Linked DNA regions of Homo sapiens: region 1 is linked to region 2. The links are chromatin contacts, found by Hi-C or POLR2A ChIA-PET in ENCODE. All regions are on one chromosome and are shown on one strand. The core of a region is the stretch at or near the end of the contact, and the rest is flanking DNA. Distances in the headings are between cores, read along the strand shown.

Evidence for each region. Hi-C counts contacts between places; a loop is a spot of excess contacts on that map. ChIA-PET counts read pairs that join two places held with the same protein, here RNA polymerase II (POLR2A). Pooled maps may share reads with other maps.
Region 1: a loop to region 2 is called in a pooled map, with 2.8 times the contacts of the local background. The contact joins the promoter of CCDC24 here to the enhancer-like site in region 2. A Hi-C loop is called at or near these places in 1 of 50 pooled maps. POLR2A ChIA-PET finds 5 or more read pairs at or near these places in 2 of 52 experiments (GM10248 and PC-9).

What each region holds. Positions count from the first base shown.
Region 1 is chr1:43,989,448-43,994,383 of GRCh38, forward strand. CCDC24 (coiled-coil domain containing 24) reads left to right here and starts at 2,152. Exons shown (of 9, transcript NM_152499.4): 1 at 2,152-2,299; 2 at 2,400-2,557; 3 at 2,765-2,940; 4 at 3,076-3,192; 5 at 4,440-4,517. The coding sequence starts at 2,432. B4GALT2 (beta-1,4-galactosyltransferase 2) reads left to right here. Exons shown (of 7, transcript NM_003780.5): 7 at 851-1,721. The coding sequence ends at 1,001. RefSeq lists silencers at 2,306-2,415, 2,556-2,605.
Region 2 is chr1:43,195,420-43,200,444 of GRCh38, forward strand. CFAP57 (cilia and flagella associated protein 57) reads left to right here. Exons shown (of 23, transcript NM_001378189.1): 7 at 2,134-2,273; 8 at 3,062-3,227; 9 at 3,971-4,084. All of the region lies in intron 4 of LOC105378685 (a long non-coding RNA gene), which reads right to left. It also overlaps the pseudogene RNA5SP46. Among named protein-coding and RNA genes, the nearest start is that of CFAP57, 26 kb to the left of the region's middle. Within about 2 kb of position 3,757, at least 2 of the 41 ENCODE cell types and tissues checked have a DNase peak (open chromatin) inside an H3K27ac peak, as active enhancers do.

The sequences.
Region 1 (4,936 bases), core at 902-3,401, 790 kb after region 2:
CCTTAACAGGCACTTTGAGGGAGGGAGGAGTGAGATAGGAATTTTAGTTGAATGGATTGGTCAACAGGTTACTGGAGGAGCTATGAATATTTACGGAGGGGGTCCTGACATATGCATATCGAACAAACATGCATGTTATATACCATCCATGTTCACCTTGGGGTGGAGACTTAATATTTAAATATATCGCAGTTAGGCCCCATACGTCAAAAAGACAAAAGCACTCAAGTGCGCAGCCTCTGTAAGCTGGCTAGAACCAGTCCATGGCCGATGGTCTTATCAGGAGAAAGTTACTGAGATCAGTCTCTTGTCCCACCAAAGCTATAATTATGGCTTGTGGAACAGGGGCGTAGGGGTCAGCATCTGGCAGTGGGTGAGCTGCAAATTTTTTTCTATTATTTATATTACCACATTATACAAATTGTTTTAATATTGGTTATCTCAAGTCCTGTACTTGTTTAGCTGCTACAGAAAAAGAAAATCCTCGCGGCAGTTAGAGCATAGTCTCTTCTTTAAGTGCAGAGGTGCAAGACTTAACCCTTGCCTGGCATGGCCTTAGATCCTATTTATAATTAGGTATCTTATTGACACAAACAATGCATTCTGTCAGTCTTGTGATCTCTGCTTTGACGTTAATGCTGGTCATTTGTTGTGTCTAAGCTGCAAAAGGGCGTGGGCATAACATGGCATGTTTGACGTCCCTTCCCATCATAGCTGGAAACCCTGTTTTTAAGGTTCCCTGGGGTCCCCTTGGCCAAAAGGGGGTCCATTTAGTTGGTTGGGGGGTGTAGGATTTTATTTTTAGTTTACAGTTGTTAGCCCTGATGTGGACCATTTCCATCCTATCTAGGTTTACCAAGATTCAAAACACGAAGCTGACCATGAAGCGGGACGGCATTGGGTCAGTGCGGTACCAGGTCTTGGAGGTGTCTCGGCAACCACTCTTCACCAATATCACAGTGGACATTGGGCGGCCTCCGTCGTGGCCCCCTCGGGGCTGACACTAATGGACAGAGGCTCTCGGTGCCGAAGATTGCCTGCCAGAGGACTGACCACAGCCTGGCTGGCAGCTGCTCTGTGGAGGACCTCCAGGACTGAGACTGGGCTCTGTTTTCCAAGGGTCTTCACTAGGCCCCCTAGCTACACCTGGAAGTTTCAGAACCCACTTTGGGGGGCCTCCTGCCTGGGCAGGCTCTTCAAGTGTGGCCCTCTTTGGAGTCAACCCTCCTTCCCGACCCCCTCCCCCTAGCCCAGCCCCAGTCACTGTCAGGGTCGGGCCAGCCCCTGCACTGCCTCGCAGAGTGGCCTGGGCTAGGTCACTCCACCTCTCTGTGCCTCAGTTTCCCCCCCTTGAGTCCCCTAGGGCCTGGAAGGGTGGGAGGTATGTCTAGGGGGCAGTGTCTCTTCCAGGGGGAATTCTCAGCTCTTGGGAACCCCCTTGCTCCCAGGGGAGGGGAAACCTTTTTCATTCAACATTGTAGGGGGCAAGCTTTGGTGCGCCCCCTGCTGAGGAGCAGCCCCAGGAGGGGACCAGAGGGGATGCTGTGTCGCTGCCTGGGATCTTGGGGTTGGCCTTTGCATGGGAGGCAGGTGGGGCTTGGATCAGTAAGTCTGGTTCCCGCCTCCCTGTCTGAGAGAGGAGGCAGGAGCCCCAGGGCCGGCTTGTGTTTGTACATTGCACAGAAACTTGTGTGGGTGCTTTAGTAAAAAACGTGAATGGAGCAGCTCCCTTGTCTGTTTGGGGGTGGGGGTCGGGTCCCTGAACGTGGTTACCCTGAGTGTGTTGTGGTGGAAGGGCACTTGGGGAACCTGGCCCAACAAGTAAACCTGACCCGGGCCATCCTGGTTCTCCAAGCGCTGCCACTCCCTAGGCTTTCACTGGCCTTAAGGGGAAGTTTGTCCTTGCACTGCTTCCGGGACAGTGGAGGCGACGAAGTAATAAACCCGTGGACCCAGATTTCTCAGGTCTTAACACGTTCCCTGAGGCCTAAAGGTGCCCAGGGCCGAGCCCAAAGTGCTTGGGTCAGGGCTCGGTGGAGCGCCGAGGTGAGTCTGAACTCCCAGCCGGCACGCGCCGCCCGCCGGACCAAACACGGGAGGGGGCGGGGCCCTAGAGTCGCGGCGTGGTTTCCCGGGTGATGGCCACGCGGAAGAGGTGGGGCTAGGGCCCTGGTTCCCACTGCCTGGTTTCTGGGCCCCCGGCATCCGAGTCGGCCAAAAGCCGGGCAGAAGAGAGCGCCAAGGACTGGCAGTTCCGGAACGGGCAATCCCAGCCGAGGGGACCAGCGGCAGAGCACGGGTGGGGCTTGGGAGAGGGCGGGGCCCATAGAGGGGCGGGGTTTGGTGAGCGTTGCCGGCGGGCCCGCGGTACCTCCCGCACTCTGACCTGCGGCCCGTAGGTCCGAGCCGGGGACGGCGGCGTCGGTGGGTCATGCTCCGGCACTCCCCCTCGCTGTGGGAGCTGGTGGAGGAGCACGTTCCGCTCCGGGAGCGACGCGAAGTGAAGAGGATTCTGGGGGAGGCGGCGGTGGACCTGAGCCTGGAGCTGCGGGCGGAGGTGGGGAGAGGGAAGGTGGGCCACGCCCCTGGCCTGCCCCACGACTCGGGTGATTTCCCACCTCTGCGGGTCCCTGGCCCTGCCGGGTAACTCCCGAGATCCTATCCTGGTCTCCCCTTTGACTCCGCCCTCTCCCTCACTCCCCCAGCCCCCACCATTCCGGACACTCCCCTCCCCAGTCGCAAGGTATCCCAGCTCTCCTTGCAGGTGGCGATGTTACGGGCACTGCTCCAAGAGGCTCGATCCTCTCAAGCCCCCAGCTCCCGCCCCATCTCTGACCCCTCTTCTCTTCTGGCACCACCGCCTCTCCTAAAGGACCTCTTGCGCCAGGAGCTCCGGCAGTTGCTCCAGGGTCTCCGCCACAAAGCCATCTGTGAGGGCAGGTGGGAGCCTCAGGCCTGGGCCCTTTCCCTAGATACCAGGTGGGCTAGCGCTGCCCCTAACAAGGAGCCAGGGTTGCCTTTTCTGTGGTTTCCAGAAAGGAGCCTCTCAGCTTCCTTCCTGTGCACCTTCTGCAGGGACCAGGCCCAAGCTTGGGTCCAGTATAGCCCCAGGGTCCTGCACTTTGCCTTGGAGGAGCCCAGGTGTGATTTGCCAGAACAGGAGATATTCCAGATGAGAGGTGGTGGGCCCAGGTAAGGTGATGGTAGGAGAGAGGGATCTGTCCCTGCTTGGCAGAGGGCCCTAGCCCACTGGTGGGTTGCACCTGGCTCCATGCAGGAGATTCCAGTCACGGGCTGGGCACTTCCACCGCCACTTGTGATAGAGATTATCAGCCCATGAGGGCTACTGAAACCCAGAGGAAACACCTGCCTAGCCTGGGGACAGGCAAAGCTTCCTGGAGAAAGTGGTTTGATCTGCGTGTTGTAGTATGAGGAGCAGTTTTCAGGGAGATGAAAGAGAAGAGCTTTGTAGGAAGAGGGAAGAAAGGAAGCCATGTCCAGCAGGCGGTTGTTCCTCTGGCCTAGAGAACAGGAGTGAGGGCTGGGCTAGGGAGGCAGGGAGAGCTGAAGAGGATGGTCACAAATGGTATTTACAGCTGGGACTGAATGAGATAAAATATTCATAAGTGGATGGCAGCAACTTCTTATTCTAATCCTCACACAGCCTGAGGAGGTGGGCAAAATCTCCATTTTGCACAAGAGGAAATTAAAGGCCGGGCATAGTGGCTCATGCCTGTAATCCCAGCACTTTGGGAGGCTGAGGCGGGAGGATGGCTTGAGGCCAGGAGTTTGAGATCAGCCTGGGCAATACAGGGAGACCCCATCTTTACAAAAAGTGAAAAAAAAAATAGTCAGGTGAGGTGGCGCATGCCTGTATTCCCAGCTACTTGGGAGGCTGAGGTGGGATAATTGCTTGAGCTCAGGAATTCGGGGCTGCAGTGAGCTATGATTGCACCTGTGCACTCCAACCTGGGTGACAAAGACCCTGTCTCTAAGAAAAAAAAAAAAGAAGCCTGGGCAACATAGTGAGACCCCATCTGTGCAAAAAAATTGAACAGGCGTGGTGGCACGCACCTGTAGTCCCAGCTACTCAGGAGGCTGATGTGGGAAGAGCACTTGAGCCCGGGATGTCAAGGCTGCAGTGAGCCAAGATGGTGCTACTGCACTCCAGCCTGGGCAACAGAGCACAATCTTGTCTCAAAAAAAAAAAAAAAAAAGGAAAAGAAACTAAAGCTCAGAAGCGATAAGTGATTTGCCTGAAGTCACACACAATGAAGGGTGGCAGAGCTCATTTGCAAACCTAGGCTCCCAAACTCTTACTCTTTGCACTATATTATATTGCCTTTGTGAGAAAAGAAACAGTTGCCTAGAAGTGATATTTGGGTCCTGAAGGCCTGGGGTGAGCAACATGCGGAGAGTGATAGTGACTTCATTGCCAGCAGCGGTCACAGAGATCTCAGCATCATCAAGGACCAACTGAACGTGTCCAACATTGACCAGGTGGCCAGACACCTGAGGTGAGGCCCAGGGGCACCTGCATGTGTATAGGCAGGGGTGGAGACAAGGATGGATCTTGAGGTGCTGGGATTGTGAGACAGGAGGTGGGTAGTATACTTGGCGGGGAGGCCCATGTGCGTAAGGCTGAGAGGTGGAAAGAGCTGGCTGCTATAGAGCTAGTGAGGTTGCTTTCAGGAAGCAGCCAAGTACAGATGCCACGGCCGAGCATGATGGTGCATGCCTATAATCCCAGCAATTTGGGAGGCCGAGGCAAGAGGGTCATTTGGGCCCAGGAATTCGAAACCAGCTTGGCCAACATGGGAAAACCCCATCTCTACCAAAACAAATACAAAAATTAGCTGGGCGTGGTGGTGCACGCCTGTACCAGTTACTTGGGAGGCTGAGGTGAGAAGGGATTGATTGAGCCCTGGAAGGTAAG
Region 2 (5,025 bases), core at 2,507-5,006:
GTTGAGGCAGGAGAATCGCTTGAACCTGGGAGGCGGAGTTGCAGTGAGCCGAGATCACGCCACTGCACTCCAGCCTGGCATCAGAGCGAGACTCCATCTCAAAAGAAAAAAAGAAAAAAAAAAAAACATGGACAAAGATATTCACCATAGTGTTTGTAGCAATGGACGGTTGAAGACAATCCACATGTTCATTCCTAGTGGTAATGAAGAAGTAAAGTAGCTAGATGCACACTGTAGAATATCAAACATCAGTTAGAAGCAAATTATACATACTGCAACATAGATGATTCCTTAAAAATTTCGTGTTGAGAAAAAAGTAAAAGTACAGAAAGAGATCTGAAGCACAATATCATTTATAGAAATATAAAACACATATGTATATAGTCAGTGACATACATGAAATCCTTTTGTTGGTGCCTACTTATCATAGGGAGGAACAGAAGTAAAAATTGAGAAAGAAAGGAGCGAAATAAAATAAAATTTGTCTTATATGAATTTATGATGAATCTCTGCAAGTCTGCTTCTGAGATACAAAATGAAAACAAAGACACAGAAAGCAAGGAAATATGAGATAATGTCATCAGATGAGATTTAGAATTGGAAGAAAAAGGTTGGAATGTTTGAAAAGGAGAATAAACAGTATGAAATACTTATCTTGGATATTTAGAATGTGAATTTATTGAAAAAATATGGTAGAGTTACCAGACAGGGTTAAATGCCCACTGGAGGTTTGTGGTCATGCATTTGCAGTGAAACCGGTAAGCCCACTTGTGTGATTCCCCATCATTGCATGACTCCTCAGGCAGAGGGGGAAGAGAGAGCATTGCTTTTGTTTTTAAGACAAGAGAGATTTGAGTGTGTAAAAGCTAATAGGAATGTGCTCATAGAGACAGGCAGGTTGAAGATATTGGAGAAAGAAAGCGTAACAGATGGAGAAGAATAACAATAACCTGTGCCTGCCTACCCAGCATAGCATCTCTTTCTCTGAGATAGTAGGGTCTACAGCCATAACACCGTGAATGCACCTGATCTTGTCTGATCTCAGAAGCTAAGCAGGGTCAGGCCTGGTTAATACTTGGATGGGAGATACTAGCGTAGGATAGAGTGGATGCAGATAAATTTATAAGTGGCAGAGGGGCAGAATTTGAAAAAAAAAATCCATTTCAGCCTTTGTCTTGGCTTGCGAACAGACCTAAATATGTACATCTCATTAAATTTCCCAACGATCACTCCTCATTCAGGTGTTCCAGAAACAATGCCTCTGATGACAGACATCTGTAACCTACATAACCAGTGCAGTAGGATGCATTTCAATTTAAAATCATCCATCCAACTCTCATTTGCTACTGGTGATAATTAGTGCAGTCTCTCCAGAGAGAAACTTGGCATTATTTATCCAGATCCTTAAAAATCATTCATACAATTTTTCCCAGTATTCCACTTCTAGAACTGTATACTAAGGAAATAATCAGAGAGATACAAAGACTTGTGCAAGGATATTTAGTCTAGTGTTATTCCTATAATAAATAACAAAAATTGGAAGCCACTTAAATGTTCCTACAGCAGAGGAAGGGTTAAATTAAATTCTAAGATATCCATTGAAGAAAATATTTTATTGCCATTAAAATAATGTTTAAAAATAATATTGGCTCAGCCAAGCATGGTGGCTCACGCCTGTAATCCCAGCACTTTGGGAGGCCAAGGTGGGCGGATCATAAGGTCAGGAGATCGAGACCATCCTGGGCTAACATAGTGAAACCGCGTCTCTACTAAAAATACAAAAAAAAATTAGCCGGGCATGGTGGCAGGCGCCTGCAGTCCCAGCTACTCGGGAGGCTGAGGCAGGAGAATGGTGTGAACCCGGGAGGCGGAGCTTGCAGTGAGATGAGATTGCGCCACTGCACTCCAGCCTGGGGGACAGAGCGAGACTCCATCTCAAACATAAAATAAAATAAAATAAAAAATAATAATAATATTGGCTCAGGAAAATATGCATAATATTCAAACAGTTTAGCCACAGCCTGATTTCTGTGCACCCAGGCTAATTAATGTTCATGGGAACTAATTAGAGCTGACATGTACAGCCAGCCTTTTGCTTACTCTGCGGGATCTTGTTCTGTGTGATTTCTCTAGGGGGAGCCTGCTCACTTTGAGTATTTGATGTATCCATTGCACTCAGCACCCATCACCGGTCTAGCTACCTGCATCCGCAAACCCCTTATAGCCACCTGTTCTCTGGATCGATCCATCCGCCTTTGGAATTATGAAACAAAGTAAGGAATGAAAGGCTTGCCTACTTTATTATGCAAGACCCCAGTTGTGAATTTATGTGAATTATTTTAATTACAGTGTTCCAAACTTTAATTATTTAGAAGCTTTCAGTTGGAAAAGATTTTTAAAAAATCAAGTCAGTCAACCTACCTGTTTCTCACTCTTGCGTGGGCTAGAAAACTACTTTGTGGTTTATTTAATGCTTACCACATGCTAGACACTGGGGACATGAAGAGATGAAGACAACACCTCAGTCTCTCACCTTCTTACATAAACTCCTGGGTCCCTCCAGCTCTCCTATCCCCTTGTTTCCCACAGGAACTGCTCTTTGCTTCAGGGAGCTCTCCAGACCCTTTCTTCCTCATCTTTCTCCCAGGACATCACTATCTCAACCACCCCCAACTCCCTCCTGACTTTACCTTCCAGCACAGCTTCCCTGGGAAGCTCCAACCCTAGGTGGACCCCCACCCCCTACTGTTTTCTTTGTTCTTATGTACAACTTCTGGGGCTTCTGGGGAAAAAATACTTGGACAATACTCATGAATTTTGGAATATAAACAGAGCTATGTCTTCAGCATCGCTAGACCACACCTTGACCAGTCTCCCTATCTACCATGCTCCACGCTGGACATTATCCCCTAATAACCAAGATCTAGAAAAGAGAGGAACCAACAATTGCAAACAGTAGTGTGTCTCAAATACGATGATAACAATATATATCAGATACAGTAGATGACTGGAAGGATTTAGTGAGCTAAGCTTACAATTCAGTAATTGATCTTTTTCACAGCACCCTGGAACTATTTAAGGAATACCAAGAAGAGGCATATTCCATCAGCCTTCATCCATCTGGACACTTCATTGTAGTAGGGTTTGCTGACAAACTACGCCTCATGAATCTACTCATTGATGATATACGTTCTTTCAAAGAATACTCTGTTAGAGGATGCGGAGAGGTAAAAAAAAAACTGCTGAAGACAAAAGTCCAGTTTCTTAGAAAGCCACGGCTGAAATATCAGGAACTAACATGATCTGGGGAGGTGGGACCAAAATCTGTCTTGGAGAACTACAGTGGCTTAAAAAAAGGGGGAAGGAGGAAATCCAGTTATTTTCCCAGCAACCTTATTGAGTATATGGTTCCATCCCCATATTCTTATGTCCACCAGACTATTTCATTGAACCTAAAACCTTGTGAGATCCCCGCTATGATAAGTCCTGTCTGTAATTGTGGAATATTAACAAATATTTTAAAAGAAAAGTAATCTCAGAATCAGAGTCACAGCTAAGAAGGTGAGGTTGGAGACGGAGGAGCCAGGGAAAAATAAGCATCAATGGTGAGAGGTAATAAAGAGCGCATCAGCTTTCCCTGAGGTGTCTTGCAGAAACAAGGCAATGATTTCAGGAATTACTTCCCCGGCTCTGAAACATGCTTCTACAGGCAAAATGATTGCTTGTGGTCCCAACGGCTTAATGATTTGTGGGCCTGACAGTGTCAGCATCTGGCCACTATGAGTTACAGGAATAATGAAAGTGTCTGAAAATGTCAGCCACTCCTCAGTCTCATTTGCACCTTCCCCCCACTCCCACCCTCACACGTAGTTTCAGTCTGAACTCGTTGGGAAAAGCACCTCTTGACTGTAACCTCTAATTAGACTGCTCACTTCCTGCTTGCTTGCTCTCTTGCTGTCTTTCCCTATAGTGTTCCTTTAGCAATGGAGGTCACCTGTTTGCTGCAGTCAATGGAAATGTGATTCACGTTTACACCACCACGAGCCTAGAGAACATCTCAAGCCTGAAAGGACACACAGGGAAGGTAAGTGAGTGAACAGTCTCTGGGGAAACAAGGGGCACGGAGCCAAGTATGCCGCCAGCCAGTGGGATACAGGTGAACAAAAGAGAGATGGTTCCTTTCCTCATGGGTTCACTGTCTACTTGGGGAAAGAGACAATAAAACAAATGCACAGACAAATGTAGTTACTAATTGCAGTTCCACTGAAAGAAAAACATGGTGTTGTTGTGAGAGAAATAATGAAGGGGGCGGCATAATTTAGGTGGCTGTATTTGCAAAGGCTTGGTCCTATAAGAGTGAGTAGGAGTTAATCAGACACAACTGGTGGGGATAATCACTGCAGATAGGGATCCAAAGGCCAGAGATGGGAGACTCATAGGGTGTCAGAGAACGTGAAAGTCTGTGGGCCTGGAATGTGGTGCCAGGATAAACCGTGGGGTAAAGATGGGCTGAGATTGGAGAGGTCACAAGGGCCCAAATGCATGGAAACTTGTAGGCCTTGTAAGGATTTATCCTTCTTATTTCTTGAAATCATGGAAGACTTTCAGGGCAGAGAATATGACCGGATTTGCATTTTGAAGGATTACTTTGGCAGCAGAGTGAAGACTATTGAAGGGGGCGAGGGTAGAAATGGTGAGGAGGCTATTGTGGATATCTACACCATAGATAATAGTGGTGGTGATACAGTTAGGGAGAAGTGGATGGATTCAAATGATTTTAGAAAGTAAAGTCGTGGTGGCTTATGCCTATAATCTAAGCACTTTGGGAAGCTGATGTAGGAGGATCGCTTGCACTCAGGAGTTCGAGACTAGCCTGGGCAACATAAGGAGACCCTGTTTCTACAAAAAGTAAAAAATATTAGCCAGGTGTGGTGGCACACACCTGTGGTCCCAGTTACTTGGGAGGCTGCGGTGGGAGGATCACTTGGGCCCAGGAGGTCAAGGCTGCAATAAGCCATGATCACA